Regions from separate parts of the Homo sapiens genome. Here region 2 is linked to region 1. Evidence: chromatin loops called from intact Hi-C (ENCODE). Cell type or tissue: mucosa of descending colon. All regions are shown on one strand.

Evidence for each region. A loop is a pair of places that touch in the nucleus more often than their neighbours do. Peaks named below come from ENCODE experiments on the same cell type or tissue, not always from the same donor. Only the 100,000 strongest peaks of a DNase experiment are listed, where the experiment ranks them.
Region 2: a loop joins it to region 1, with 5 times the contacts of the local background. A loop is called at or near these places in 3 of 110 quality-filtered maps.

What each region holds. Positions count from the first base shown.
Region 1 is chr1:45,971,097-45,979,096 of GRCh38, forward strand. All of the region lies in intron 5 of MAST2 (microtubule associated serine/threonine kinase 2), which reads left to right. Among named protein-coding and RNA genes, the nearest start is that of PIK3R3, 160 kb to the right of the region's middle. RefSeq lists a silencer at 4,465-4,584. In mucosa of descending colon, no CTCF peak of the experiment used is centred here; a DNase peak (open chromatin) is centred at 4,505.
Region 2 is chr1:45,910,065-45,918,064 of GRCh38, forward strand. All of the region lies in intron 4 of MAST2 (microtubule associated serine/threonine kinase 2), which reads left to right. Among named protein-coding and RNA genes, the nearest start is that of MAST2, 110 kb to the left of the region's middle. In mucosa of descending colon, no CTCF peak of the experiment used is centred here; a DNase peak (open chromatin) is centred at 3,418.

The sequences.
Region 1 (8,000 bases):
AGCTGAAGGAGAGTTCTCAAGGAAGAACTAACTTGGAAGGAGGATTCTCTAGGCTGGATTCAGGACTTGTTGTAGTTGCAGCCCACTGGATGTAGTTGCAGCCCACTGGATGGCAGAGATGTTTTCTGGTTTGCCCAGACCAAAGCTGGTCCACAGTTACTCAGCAATCAGGGAATAGCCCTCTGGAGCACAGGTGAGTCTCAGCCAGTGGTCAGGCCTAGAGAGAGAAAGTAGAGGTGCTGCTGTGAGCACTTTGTGTCCTCAGGAAGGACGTGAAAGACAAATCCTGGGGGTCGGGGTGTTGAGCAAGCAAACAGAGAGAGTCAGTGGGGACAGGCCTGGAGCACACAGTATCTTTGTAGGTAAGGCTGTGGAAAGGTGTCTGTGTGATTGGGGCAGAGCAACCCACATATCCACGTTCCCACACCACTGACTGATAATGCAGTTGCTAGAATTAGCACCAAGAGCCTGTTCTTTCTGCAGTGTGCCTCCAATACCCTCTACTGAGAAAGTTTAACATCATGCTCACTGTAGAGGATAGATGATGCTTAAAGGAATTCTCTTCTTTATCTCAGAGCAGGTATTGAAGGATTAATTTGAAGCTTAGTGGCATTAAATTGATAACCAGCATAGACATTTAGATTGTTTATACTTTTCCACTATTATAGTCATCAATGCTACAGAAACATCCTTCTTCATATTCTTTTTGTATATATGTACACAGACTTTTTCTGGCATATATATGGAGGCATGGAATTGATAAGTCTTGGAATAAACTGTATAAATTTTTAGGAGTAGGATCAATAGGTCAGGAGGCATGCATATTTTAATGTTGTTTGTTACATATCATCTAATTGATTTTACATGAGTATTCTGGAACTAAGAGTGTGCCTTCCATAAAAGCATTCAGTCCCTATCATTCAAGGTCAAGCTCAAGCCCTAGTGTCAAGCAGGAAGATCCAGCTGCCAATTCCAGGTGAGGACTCCTGCTGCATGGAAGATGACTAAGATCGTAATAATGCCAGCCGTCAGTAGGAGTCCACAGACCTCGGCCCACTGCATCTTCTTTGGGTTTGAAGCTGTCAAGGAGGACTCAACATTCAGCACACTGGTTGGAACAGCATTTCACTCACAGAAAGGACAGATACAACAAGATCAGAGTCTGTGATGTGCACCAGTGGCAAAGATCCCATTCCATCCTGTGGTGGGCAGATACACTGGTGGGGCTGGCCGTGTGCCACATGCCACACACACTTAAGCAATACAAAGAAGTTTACTCCATACCCAGAAGAGGGGAAAAGTTTCTGCTAATAAGGAAGAAGAATCTGTGGCCAAGTGACAGCTTGCCACACAGCTTCCTTATGAGGGAAAGTTTTAGACCCAGGCCACTAATTGGGTAGTCTTGGAGAGGGGTGGCAGGTCATGTGACGGCTACATCCCTTACAGCCAGTAATCCATCCCTCTTTACTCCCTGACACGTATAGACTCCTCACCTCTATCTGCATTGAATCTATTTGGGCTAATTTCATTATCCCTTACTCCTGTTTATGCCCATTGCCACAGGAACCCTCAGGTTACCCGCACCCCATCATCTACATGCTTAATTCATCTAAACCTCTGAACATTCCCTGCTCTGTCTTATCCCTCCCTGACTCTGGAAACCCTTCCAGTGTACCTTTTGGAATTCCAGTTCTTTATCAGCAAGATCTGTCTCGTAATCTGTTCTCTAAACATTCTTTCTTCTTCCTGTTCTAGTGGAATCATAGGGGAAGAGGGAGAGCTTAGAACACTGATTATCTGCAGACTACTCAAGTGTTAACCCTTTTCTCATAATCTCAAAGCATTGGGTCTAGTAGTAAGGGTAGATGTCCTCTGTTTTTTCATTATTTTCACTGTCTTCTCCCTAATCTCCCCAAACTTAGAATCTTACATATCATTAATTTGTATCATTTAGTACCTATCATTGCAGCTGTAAAACTCTTCATACATTGCAATTGTAAAAATTTTAGCTCTTGACTCCAATTACTCTCTTCAGTTCTACTCCTGTATTATTCTTTTTTTCAGTCTGTTTGTGAGCTGTAATGTGTTATTCTTGGTGGTTTCGATACACCCGTAGTTGATAACTCCAGTTCTTAAGACTTTCTGTTCTTTGAACTCCTGTCTTCCAGTGAACCTCTCCACTACCCTACCTCAATCACTTATGCCCTAGATCTGTACTTTAGACCTTGTCTCCATAATTTCAGTTTCCTTCTTCCTGCTCTCTGAGCACCACCTCTAATCTTTCTATAGCTTGTGTCATCTAGAAACCCCACCTTTGAAAAACAGTCATTTGATCCTGGGACCTTTAATCCTTGGGAACCTTCGATAACTATATTGAGATGTCTTCCAGACATCTGTGTGAATAATTCAGTATGTTTGTCTTGATTTCAAGGAAAAAATAGGGCTAGAGATACAAATGTTGGACTTTCACCATATAAAAAGATCTTAAATCTGTGTGTCTAGATGTCATCACCTAGGGAGTGAACATAGACAGAAAGGACTAAAGGTACAAGGACTGAACCCTGGGACATTCCAGTTTTCAGAGACCAAAAGAATGAGGAGAGACCCAAAAGGAAAGAGGAAAACTTAGAATATATAGTGTCCTGGAAACCACATAAAAAGAGTATTTCAGAAATAGCATGTGATCACCTGAGCCAAATGATATAGACAGATCAAGTGACATGAAGTCTGAGTATTGCCAGTGGGATGTAGCAATGTAATGTCAGTGTTGACATTGATTAGCTGTTTTGATGGAATGGTGGGGGCAAAACCTAATTGGTGAGTCAAGAAAGAAAGGGAAAAAGAAAATGGAGATAATAACTAAATAATTTGTCAAGGAGTTTTGCTGTTAGAGCAGAAATGAAATGCAAAGATGGGTAGAGAGATCAAGAGAGTTTTCTTATTTGAAAAAAGTAACAGTGTCTATGTACATACACTGATGGAAGTGATTCAACAGCAAGAGAAGATCTGATAATGCAAGAGAAAGGAGAATGGCTGGCACAGTGTCCTTCTATAGTTGAGAGGGGATGGGATCTAGTAAATAAGCAGTAGGTTAGCCTAGCTAGGAGCACAAACAGTCCTTCTCTAGGAATAGGGGAGGATGTGGGGAATACAGTGCAGATTATGGCTGGGTAGATGTGGTAAAGATAGCTTATTGAAGTTCTTCTCTGATTAGTTGAGGCCAGGTGCTGTGGCTCACGCCTGTAATCCCCACACTTCAGGAGGCCAAGGCGGGAGATCATGTCAGCCCAGTAGTTTGAGACCAGCCTAGGCAACATGGTGAAACCCCATCTCTACAAATGATACAAAAATTAGCTGGGCATGGTGTTGCATACCTGTAGTTCCAGCTACTTGGGAGGCTGAGGTGGGAGGATCATCTGAGTCTGAGGAGTTCGAGGCTGCAGTGAGCTGTGATTGCACGGAACTGTGATTGTGATTTTGAGAAAGAGCAAGACCCTGTCTCAAAAAAATATTTTTTTCTCACTAAAATGGAAAGTGAGGTGATTAGCTGAGCCTGAAGAGAGAGGATAAAGTATGATACAGTCTTTTAAAAGGATGGGAGAAAGAGTACACTAAGAAGTATGGTCTGATTTCCAGTAGTATGAAGAGCCAAAGTTAGTGATCATACACATAAAGTGAGACTAGTCAGCTTTTCTATATGACTTTCTGAAACTTCTCAGGCTAGGATTTTGGAAAGATTGTGTGAAGATACTGAAATTACTCCTGACAGAAGGCATGATAAAAAGAATGTGAGTGATACAGGAATAAAATCCTTAAAGAGTGAAGGGGATTTCCCAAAGGTTTGTATGTGACTTTTAGCAAGGAGGAGTAATGGTTGTTGTAGTCTGATGACATCATTTCAAACCTGGGTGTTTTTATGGAGAACAGAGGGAGAATGCCTGAAGATGAAATGAGCCAGCAGGATGTCTACCCCACCTCTAGGTCTAGTGGTACAAAGGGCATGTGAAATCCAACAGCCATCATTTGAGAGAGCTGCCAAGGAAGCTGCATCCACAGGGGACAGTCAAGTTGCAACCTGTTCAGGGTATGTTAAGGGCTGTACTAAATGTGTGTCCAGGGTGCTTGGGAGTACAAAAGTAAAGATTTGTAACCCAAGCTAGTCATTAAGCAAGGTGTTCTTTTTGGAGGTAGCTCATTGAATGAGGTAGAAAGCTCATTCTAAGATCCGTATGAAATAGAATTATATGATTAGGAAATTAACAGTCCACAGCATTATAGTTGCCTGGATACGATGGCTCACTCCTGTAATTCCAACACTTTGGGAGGCCAAGGTGGGAGGATCACTTGAGGTCAGGAGTTTGAGACTAGCCTAGGCAATATAGTGAGTCCCTGTCTCTCCAAAAAAAAAAAAAAAAAAAAAAAAAAGCCAGGTGTGGTAATACACACTTGTAGTCCCAGCTGCTCAGTAGGCTGAGGTGGGAGGGAGGATCGCTTGAGTACAGGAAGTCACGGCTGCAGTAAGCCGCGGTCACGCCACTGCACTGCTCTCCAGCCTGTGAAACAGAGCAAGACTCTGTCTCAAAAAAAAAAAAAAAACACAGACCATAAAAAAGTACAGATCGTTTGTTACTAGATTATAAACTGCTAATCAAATATGGATGGGTAGGCAGAAAGTCACGGAGGGCTATATGCAGTGCTAAAGGGATGAGGTATGAGGAGTCCATGGCATGGACTCTTTTTTACCTAAGATCCATGGACCCTGAGTGGTTTTACAAGTGCCATAAATCCCCTAAAATTATATTCCCAATTTTGTATATATGTTCATTTTCTTGTGGAGGCAAGATTTGCCAAAGGTGGTTTTTTAATCTAAAAACTGAATACTTTTTTTTTTTTTTTGAAACAGAATCTCTCTCTGTTGCCCAGGCTGGAGTGCAGTGGTGCAATTTCGGCTCACCGCAACCTCCACCTCCTGGGTTCAAGTGATTCTTGTGCCTTAGCCTCCCAAGTAGCTGGGACTGCAGGTGTGCACCACCACACCCAGCAAATTTTTTTTTATTTTTAGTAGAGACGGGGTATCACCATGTTGGCCAGGCTGCTTTTGAACTCCTGACCTCAGGTGATCCGCCCACCTCAGCCTCCCAAATTGCTGGGATTACAGGTGTGAGCCACCACACCCGGGGAAAACTAAATACTCTTTAAGGCTTGAAGAGGCAAAGTGGTCCGGGCACAGTGAGTCACACTTGTAATCCCAACACTTTGGGAGGCTGAGGTGGGCAGATCACTTGAGGTTAGGAGGTGGAGACCAGCCTGGTCGACATGATAAAACCCCATCTCTATTAAAAATACAAAAATTATCCAGGCATAGTGGCACATGCCTGTAATCCCAGCTACTCAGGGGCCACAACATGTGAGAAGAATGCAAGGAAAACTCTGGAAACATTAAAATCACATTGTTCTAGTGGTGATTACCTGTGGAAAAAAGTAAAAAAGCAGCTTTAACTTTTTATTCAATTTGCTACGGTTTTTGGCCATAAGAATTTGTGAATTGTACGATAAAAATGTTAAAATAAAAGTTATTAACAGAGGGCAGTGCTGGCAGTTGGAAGACCAGTTAAGAGGCCATTGCCATTATCAAGATGTTAGGGGAATGTTTGAAATAAAGAAAATATATGACTATGAGAAAAATGTAAGAGATTAAATCAGTGGCATGTGGATTGATTGTCTTCAGATTCCCTGAGTGATTAATGCCATGTGTTGATACCCTTAACTTAGATAAGGAATACTAATAGGAAGAGAAGAGTTAGGGGGAGGAAGACGAACCCAGGATCAAATTTACACGTATTCAGACACTTGATTTATGACAAAAGTGGCACTATAGAGCTGTAGGCAAAATCCATTGGATGTTTGTATAGAGAAATTGGAAAACGTGGCTCTTCACAAGAAAATCAATTCCAGGTGAATTATAATTTTAAATGTGAAAGGTAATACAGTAAAACTTTTAGAAGGTGTACAGAAGAAAATCTGCATGGCCTTAAAATAGGGAAATTTTTTAAAAACAGGATATAAAGGATAAGATTCCTAAATTTGACTACATTTAAAATGAAGAATTTCACCGGGCACGTGGCTCATGCCTGTATTCCCAGCACTTTGGGAGGCCAAGGCGGGTGGATCACCTGAGGTCAGGAGTTCGAGACCAGCCTGGCTGACATGGTGAAACCCGGTCTCTACTAAAAATACAAAAATTAGCCAGGCGTGCTGGCGGGCGCCTATAATCCCAGCTACTCAGGAGGCTGAGGCAGGAGAATGGGTTGAACCCGGGAGGTGGAGGTTGCAATGAGCCGAGGTGGCGCCATTGCATTCCAGCTTGGGCGACAAGAGGGAAACTCTATCTCAAACAAACAAACAAACAAACAAACAAAAAGGCCGGGTGCAGTGGCTCACGCCTGTAATCCCAGCACTTTGGGAGGCCGAGGCGGGCGGATCACAAGGTCAAGAGATCGAGACCATCCTGGCTAAGACGGTGAAACCCCGTCTCTACTAAAAGTACAAAAAAATTAGCCAAGCATGGTGGCATGTGTCTGTAATCCCAGCTACTCGGGAGGCTGAGGCAGGAGAATCGCTTGAACCCAGGAGGCGGAGGTTGCAGTGAGTCAAGATCGCGCCACTACACTCTAGCCTGAGTGACAGAGCAAGACTCTTGTCTCAAAAAAAAAAAAAAAAGTTCTGGTTATCAAAAGATACTATGAAAAGAGTGAAACGAGAAGCCACAAGGTGCGAGAAGATAATGTGACACATAAAAGTAACAAAGGACTTGGGTTCAGAATATATAAAGAACTCCTGGGGCCAGCACAGGTGGCTCCTATAATCCTAGCACTGCGGGAGCCTTAGGTGGGCGGATCACTTGAGCCGAGGAGTTCGAGACCAGCCTGGGCAACATAGTGAAACCCTATCTCTTATATTTAAAAAACAAAAACAAAAACCACACAAAAAAACCTGTACATCAATAAAATAAAAAGATAGTATGATTGAAAAATGGCCAAGGGACTTGGACAGTTCACACAAAAGAGATCCAAGTGGTCAATAAATGCATGAAAAGATAATTTACTCTCATTAGTAATTATGAAAATGCAAAAGAAGCTGGGTGCGGTGGCTCACGCCTGTAATGCCAACCTTTTGGGAGACCGAGGTGGGCAGATCACTTGAGGCCAGAAGTTCAAGACCAGCCTGGCCAACAGGGCAAAACCTTGTCCGTACTAAAAATACAAAAAAATTAGCTGGGCATGGTGGCGCACACCTGTAATCCCAGCTACTCAGGAGGCCGAGGCAAAAGAATTACTTCAACCTGGGAGGCAGAGGTTGCAGTGAGCAAAGATCACGGCACTGCACTCCAGCCTGGGCAACAGAGCGAGACTCTGTCTCAAAAAAGAAAGAAAGAAAATGCAAAATAAAATCACAAAAAGATATTATATGACCAATAATGGCTTAAAGAGTGACAAAACCAAGTATAGATGAGTATGTGAAACAGTAGGAATCCATAAGTGCTGCTGGTGAGTGTATAAATTAATACAACTATTTTGCAAAACAGCTTGGTGTTTTCTTACGTAAAGTACAGAAACAAGCAAACTAGAACACAAACGGACACATATTATATAATCTCATTTCTATGAAATGTCCAGGATACACAATTTCATAGAGGCAGAAAGTAGATTAGTAGTAGCCAGGGGCTCGTGTAGATGGAAATGAAGAGTGACTGCTAACACTCGAGTAGAGGGAAATGAAGAGTGACTGCTAACAGGTATAGATTCATTTTTGGGCGATAAAAATGTTCTGGAATTATATAATGGTTATGATTGCATAGCTTTGTGAATATACTAAAAACCTCTAAACTGCACACTTAAGGGTAAATGTTACATGAAAGTTATATCTCACTTTTAAAATTGTATGAGAGAAAAACTAGAGTGTTTAGAGTTGCATATTTAGTTGGTAAAGCTATAAGGAAA
Region 2 (8,000 bases), 61 kb before region 1:
CCAATCTTCAGTGATAGTAATTGTGTAAGTACTTTTTGTGTGCAGTTGTTTTTTTTTTTTTTCCCCAAATTTAAGCAGACTAGCTTATTTGTAGATTTTCTCTTTTTCCTCTTCTAAGCTCCACTGTCTTATTTTTCTGTCTATGTTGGGATCACAACGTACTCATTTTCAGTGATCTGTAGGATTTAAAAATAAGACGTAGTTATATCCACAGAGTACAAAGTTTGAATATATTCTCATCAAAAATATAAAGCGTAAAAAATGGAAGTTTTTTATTCTTTTAAAAGTTATTTTTCTTTTAAATATTCAAAATTAATTTAAATAAGCTGAATTAAAAATTTTTGTAAGTACATATTTTTATAAAAATAAATTGTAATTCTAGCATTAACTGTTCAACCATTTATCAGTGTAATAAATTGGTTCCTTGCCTTACATGTGCCATTTCTAGACCTGCATATAAATACATTTACTAGTAATGTGAATTCCTTAATTCTGCAAAATGTTCCTCAATTGCTGTGTGCTACTGTTAGGAATAGTGAGCTAAATTATGAGTACCTTCAGAACTGTGAATTGGAACAGGAAGAAATCAAATAAATGGATGTTTGACTCTGTTAGGAGACAATACTTTCTTAGGAAAGGTATCTATGATATTGATGTTATTTGACAGGAAGGATATAACAGTTAATTTGTCTTGTCTTTTATTCTGACACCCTGTGCTCCTCAAATATTTCATAATCTCAGGCAGAGTTCTCTGAAGTTTGCAGTTTCACAGCCCATAAATGGCGTTCTGATATAGTTGCCTCTCTTTTAAAGGACATGGGAAGAAATATGTGGACAAAGGTTTTCCTGTGGTCTGAACTGTACAATTTGCAAGAATGGATTTTTAGGGTTCTGCTTTGCCAGTGCAGAATCTTGTGACAGAGGAAACCCCATTTCTTTAATTAATTTGTTTTGTGTGTGTGTGTTATTTTGCAGGATCTCTAAAGTGAGAAGCCCATAGCAGAGGCCTTTCTTCTGGCTCTACAGTCAATAAATAAATGTGTGAATGAATAAGAGAAGGCAGGTGTTTCTTTCACCATACTGCAAATTATTGAGCCCTGTCACCAGTCCCAGGGAAATGTTAGGCCTTCCTAGTCCTGGCAAAGTCACAGGAATATTGGCACAAATGGATTCTAATGCCACTAAAGAAAGTACTCTGTGTGGGGATGTGTTACCTGGAGGTAAAAGTAATATCTTCTTTGGTCAGATAAAGGATGTAAAATATGGCTTTCATTCTCTAAAAATCAAACAAATATTTTCTCACTTTGGCATTATTTAAGGAGCTCCGTGTTCTCTCTCCTCCACCCAAGGAGTACTGCTCTGCAATAGTACTGCTCTTCAATATATGCAGAGCAGGCTAGAAAGAATCCATTTGCTGCTGTTGTCAGAAATTTCTACTGAAAGGTAAAGCGCAGTGATTTATAGCATTGGAAACTTGAGTTAGACTGCTCCAGTTTACCAACTTGGCTGAAGACACTTCTGGCTAGTATAATTCATATATAGGTAACCAGGTGCCAACATATTGAGGAAATGCTACTTTTCTACTTACCATTGGCATGATCTTAACTTCTCTGTGTCTTTAAAAAATAATAATAATTTTAAAAATAATAATAATGGAATAATAGTACATATATCATATGGCTATGATGAGTACTACATGAATATTAATGTGTAAAATGCTTAGAATAGAACCTAATAGTTAAGCACTTAATAAATGTTGGTTGCTGTTATGTCATTATTATTATTGTTATATTATTATTATTATTATTATTATTATTATTATTATTATTATTATTATGTAGCCTGGTCTCGGGTATTAGAGAATTGGAGAATATTGAGTAGAAACTTAGGATTCAGCCATAACTGCAAGCCTTAGCTGGGGATGGGAGGATAGACCCAAGGTTGGGGCTTTTGGCAACTGACCCTGATATCATCACAAGGCTTTCCAAAGTAGGAGCCAGTACTTGTTGAGAACTGTTAGATTTCTAAGGTGTTCTAGTTATCTTTAGGACCTGCTACTGAACTGGGGATTCTGAAAAAAAGAGGGTGCTGAGAGGGCTGAATAATTGGACTAATACATGGAGAGGAAAAGTGAGGGCTTGTGGCTACTAGGTGGGTGAGTTTGCTTGGGTAATTAGAACAGTGGCTTTCAAACTTTTTAGACTTTGACTTCAATAACAAATAAAGTTTACATTATGACCCATCACACACGTTCGCATTTGTATATTTGTATGTATTTCAGTAATGGATGTCATAAACACACATTTCACAAAACAGTGCTTACCCTTGCTGTGTGCGAAGGACTAATATTTTCTTTTCTATTCTATTTCATTTGTATATGTACTTTTTGTGTGCAGGTAGTTTCCCTTTTTAGAAAATGTTGATCCTGACTTCCTAAATTGATATAATGTCTTACTAAAGAGGTGTGACCCACATTTGAAAAAGCACTGGTTTGCCTATGAGTTAGTCCTTTGAACATTACCCTAGAAAAAACAGTTTGATACGCTTTGTCATCTAGGTGAATGAGAGAAGCCCCTCAGAGTTGGCAGAGCCGCTGAAGCAGGGGACAAGACTTGCTTCTCTTTGGCTCTCTTAGCTGCCAGGGTTTAGCTCCACAGTTTACTTGATCACTTGGTTTTCTTGAGTCTAGGTTCTTTTTCTCAGATGTCTTCCTATTTGTTGGGACTAATCTCTTCCTTTAGACTGGGAGATTGCTCCAAGAGGGCAAGACTTACAGTAATAGCTAACACTTTTATAGTGCTTTCTCTGTGCTAGGCACTTTGCTGTTTACATGTATTAGTCCTCACCACAACCTATATATTAGGTACCTTAATGATCTTCATTTTACAGGTGGGGAAACCAAAGCATACAGAAGTATGCTTAGCTTACCCTTCAATAGAGGTCTTCTGCAACTTACCTTAAACATTAATGGATGAAATTAAGCTAGTTTCTGGGCTTATTTTCTTAACTTTCCTTATGGCTTTTCTTACCACAAGAATGATTAGAGAGTAATAGAAATTGAACAAAAAATGGCACTGAACTTTGTCTGAAGGAGTACAGTTTAGTTAAGTTGGTCAGATTCGGCATTTGAATAATGACTGTGCTTTGAGCCCTAACATTAAAGCCCTGTAGTCTTCCTTCAGGCTTGGGTTTGAGAATGAATAATGCTGCAGAAACGCCCACATAGTCTTCGCTCATTATTTTACCAGTTTCTTCCAGTCCCTTGCCCACTGCAACAGCTGTTTAGCCTGGCCCATGCCTTCTGGGTTAATAGTATTTCTGACACAGTGTGAGTTTTCAAGTTGCTATGTATAATTTCTGCCAGAGTTTTTACTGCCGCCAGGCCTCAGGGTTGGAGGTTGCAACTGATTTGTGGGGGAGGGAGTTTGGTGCTTGTCACTGACGCAGGAACAAGGTGCTTTCTGTAGCTCTGATTTGTTGCTGGCTGAGTGTGAATGATGTCAGGCAGATCAGAGGACAGCTGATTCATTTGGGATCTGGAACTTGTCACTGTCCCACTGCTGCCTCGTGGGCTCTTAGGTCTTTTGTGGGGGGATGGGAGGGGTGTTCTGAAGATCATGTTTTTGAAGAAAAGTACTTTAATTTTTGCCGTAAGTTTGGGAAGCTTTTATAATTTCCTTTGGCTGACAGAACTGCATACCCCTTGTGTGAGAGAACTTCCTACCAAGACTCCAGTGTGAGGGCAAAACTTGAGTAGCCAGGAGAATGATGAAACGGAGGCAAGAGAGACTGGGAGCACCATGTCTGCGGATTCAGTAAGGAGGTTGGGGTCTCTATGGAAACTGGCAGATGTCAGGAAAAAAAACTAATGCCAACTAACACAGCTTCGTTCATTTGGATGAAGACTGTTTTGGAGATGCCTGTCAGGAAGAGGGCTGAGCTGGCTTGATTAATTCAAGGTCAAAACAGTGGTCCTTGGCAGGGGCATATGAGGTTTCCAATTCCAGAAACTGAATTAGATGTCATTTTAGGGGTTCCTGAATACTTGGAGAACTGGGTAAAAAAATGAAGACAATTATTTTCTTCCCTTGAAAGCAAATGTTTATTTAAAGTTAGTGTCAAGGCTGCAAATACAAACCCCGTGAATGTGAGAAACCAATGGAAACAAAAAGTACCTCCTCCTTTGACTAGAGAGGGTATTGTATTTCTGCCCATGGCCTGTCAGCTCAGGACCTCAGATCTGCCCTTGCAGATTCAAGCATGGGTCCTTTAGGGTGTGACCTCTATTTTATTTCTATATTGGCCAATATAGAAATAAACTTTATTAGGTGAGAATATCAAAGCTGGGAGTGGAAGAAGGCTTCCTCTTCAGGGTGACTTTTCCAAGAGCAGCTCAGGCTTATTTAATGAAGAAGTGCCAAGTGAATTCATCAGTAAATTAGAGAACCAGTGAAAGAAGAGACCTAGAATTCATTTCACCTCAATTATCTGTCTTGAACTGCCTTTGTTTAACCCACAGGGCTAAGGGAGTGTACTTCAGATTTTCTTCCTGAGTCAAACTGCTTGCCCTGAGACAGACAGGCTTCTTCAGTGGGCTTCCTTTGTGATGTTGCCCTTCAGTGTCTGTGGATGCTTATTGATTGAATTAATGATTCTATTAGACCTTAAGAAACAGGATTTGTTTGAAGTATATAGTTGTAGTATTGACACACTTTAAAAAAAACCTTTTATTACCATACTGACACAGAAGTAAAAGACCATTTAAAAACAGACTTCATCAACTAATGTGTTATTTAAAGTAAAGGTCACTTGTTAACAAAATTAAAAATTTTTAAATGGAGTTTGTAGCTTAAGAAAACTTAAATGGTCAAAAATCATGGTTCTGTTTTTGTTTTTGAGAGTGTCTTACTTTATGGCCCAGGCGGGAGGGCAGTGGTGCTATCACAGCTCACTAAACCTTGACCTCCTGGGCCCAAGGGATCCTTCCACCTCAGCAGCTGGGACCACAGGCATGCACCACCAAGCCTGGCTAATTTTTTAATTTTTTTGTAGAAATAAGGTCTCTCTATGTTGCTCAGGCTGGTCTGGAACTCCTGAGCTCAAGTGATCCTCTTGCCTCAGCCTCTTAGAGTGCTGAGATTACCATACCTGGCAAATCATGCTCTTCAAATGTGGGTACACTGCTGTTGGTAATCATTTTCTCTGTTTTACTGACTTTGAGTTAGAAAAATACCCCCTGAGGAGCTAATAAGTAGTTTGTATATCACCTTTTCCTGTTTCAAACAATCCTTTTTAGACTCTAGACCCATTGTATAACCAGTTTGCAGAGTAGTAATTAGGGGCAAAAAGAAAATGAAATTTGCCGGCCAGGCGCGGTGGCTTACGCCAGTAATCCCAGCACTTTGGGAGGCCGAGGCGGGCGGATCACGAGGTCAGGAGATCGAGACCATCCTGGCTAACACGGTGAAACTCTGTCTCTACTGAAAATACAAAAAATTAGCCGGACGTGGTGGCGGGCGCCTGTAATCCCAGCTACTCGGGAGGCTGAGGCAGGAGAATGGCGTGAACCTGGGAGGCGGAACTTGCAGTGAGCCGAGATGGCGCCACTGTACTCCAGCCTGGGTGACAGAGTGAGACTCTGTCTCAAAAAAAAAAAAAAAGGAAAGAAAATGAAGTTTGGCTTTCATAGATTTTTATAATTTCAATTATATATTGAACAAAATGTCTAAACCTCATTTTATGTGATAAGACTTAAGGCTTCAAAATTTTGTACAAGCATATTATTCAGGTTAACAAGTAAGTGCTGTCTAATGTTCTAATTAGTTCTAACATATATATGAAGGAGCTTAACTTTGAAATAGTTCTTTGGAAGAGTGAAAATTCTTTTTGAAAATGAGAAATTAACTTAAAATTAACATTTTTACTTCTTTTAACTTTAAAAAAATGTTGAGTTTGTGGAAATGTGGGCATAACTGTAATTTTAAATAGTTGTGTGCCCTCCTATTTTCTATCCTGTTACTACCCCATATTGTGTACCCACCTGAGAAGTAAACTGAAGACCACTAGAGTGATAATGACTAGGAAAGTGAAGATTTCCTTTGAATATATGTAAGCAAGCACAAGTAGAATGTCACTGTATCCATATTATAAACAGTCAGAAATAACAATACGAGAAACTAACAATGTTATCATTTTGAATTAGATCAGGTACTTATGTGATACTTAAGTAATTTTTTTACCTTGGAAATTAAATAATGGTGTGTGTATAGAAAGCCATGCCAATAAGGTAGCAAATTAAATATTATGAATATTATTTTTATCATGTGTCGTTTCTACTAATGGTAGCAAATTAGAAATCTATTTATTACCTGTTTTCAATCTAATGATCTTATTTATTTAATAATCTTCGATAGGACTTAACATATCAAAATGGCTAGATTGTTTTTATGGGAAAAAATAACCTGGGAATCTAAAATTTAAGTAGAAGCAAAATACATAGTTAACTGACATTATATGATACATTCATTAGAGAAATGTTAGCTAAACAAATTGGTATTATTGTTGATATAATCAATAATTTATAAACTATTCAGAATGTTTTACTCTTAGGGACATATACATTTCTTTAGGAAGTTTTAGTCATTGAATATTAAATATTAACTGTTGCCTGCTAATTGATGTAGTAAATTTGCAGTGTTTGGTTTGCCCAGAAACCAATTCTAAATACTTCAGGCTGGGCACGGTGGCTTACATCTGTAATCCCAGCACTTTTAGGAGGCCGAGGCGGGTGGATCACTCGAGGTCAGGAGTTCGAGACCAGACTGACCAACATGATGAAACCCTGTTTGTACTAAAAATACAAAATTAGCTGGGTGTGGTGGTGCATGCCTGTAATCCCAGCTACTTGGGAGGCTGAGGCAGGAGAATCGCTTGAACCCAGGAGGCAGAGGTTGCAGTGAGCCAAGATCGTGCCATTGCACTCTAGCCTGGGCAACAAGAGCAAAACTCTGTCTCAAAAAATAAAAATAAAAATAAATAACAAATATGTTGAATAGCCAAATCTTAAATGTTGTATTTTAATTTTATGGATTAAGTTTTTGTCTCTGTTGTCATCCTGTACCAACATTGGTACTGAAGTATGATATTGGAGAATGATTTTTGACCACTTACTTTTCTTGAGCTTTTTGCCTAAACCAAGCCACTTTGAATATGTTTCTTTTTGGTTGAAAAGTTATCACTGACCTTGTTTTTTTCCTATTGTGGTACCTTGTCAGAATCTCTACCCTTTGCCGAGGAGCTGAAGTAAACCAGCACATGTTTTCACCCACATCTGCTCCAGCCCTCTTCCTCACTAAAGTCCCATTTAGTGCTGATTGTGCTTTGGCTACTTCTCCTCTTGCCATTTTCCTGAACCCACGAGCCCACAGCAGTCCTGGCACTCCTTGTTCCAGCCGCCCACTGCCGTGGAGGTAAGGAAACTTGCTGTGAATCTGGGCCTTGACAATTGCTTCTGGCCAAATGGTAAAACGCATACCTTACTCCTTAATAATGGGGAGAAATGGAGTAAGAGTCTTGGTTCTGTCACAGAGAAGAGTAAAATAAATATCACAGATTTCTGTTGTATTCAAAATGTCAGGAGAAAGGAGGGTAGGTTATCAGTACTTGGATTTTTGAGGCTATTATAAGTTGTGTGCCCATCCTGACCATTGGACAGCCTTGTGAACTATGACCTGTGACCACCCCATAGCATGGCAGAGTGCTAGAACTCTTAGGAGGTAAAAAAGTTCAAACCTCACATTTTACACGATGGGAAAATTTGAGTCCAAAACAAGTTAAATGGTTTGTTCAGGTTGAGGAAAATAGCCCTTCTCCCATTTCTTTCTGTCTTCCTTTTCTTATATTCAACATTATTTGATTACGTACTATCTGCTAGGACACTGTTTTGGGCATGGGAAACAAAGCAGTGAACATAAAGCAATAAAATCCCTGTCCTCAGGGAG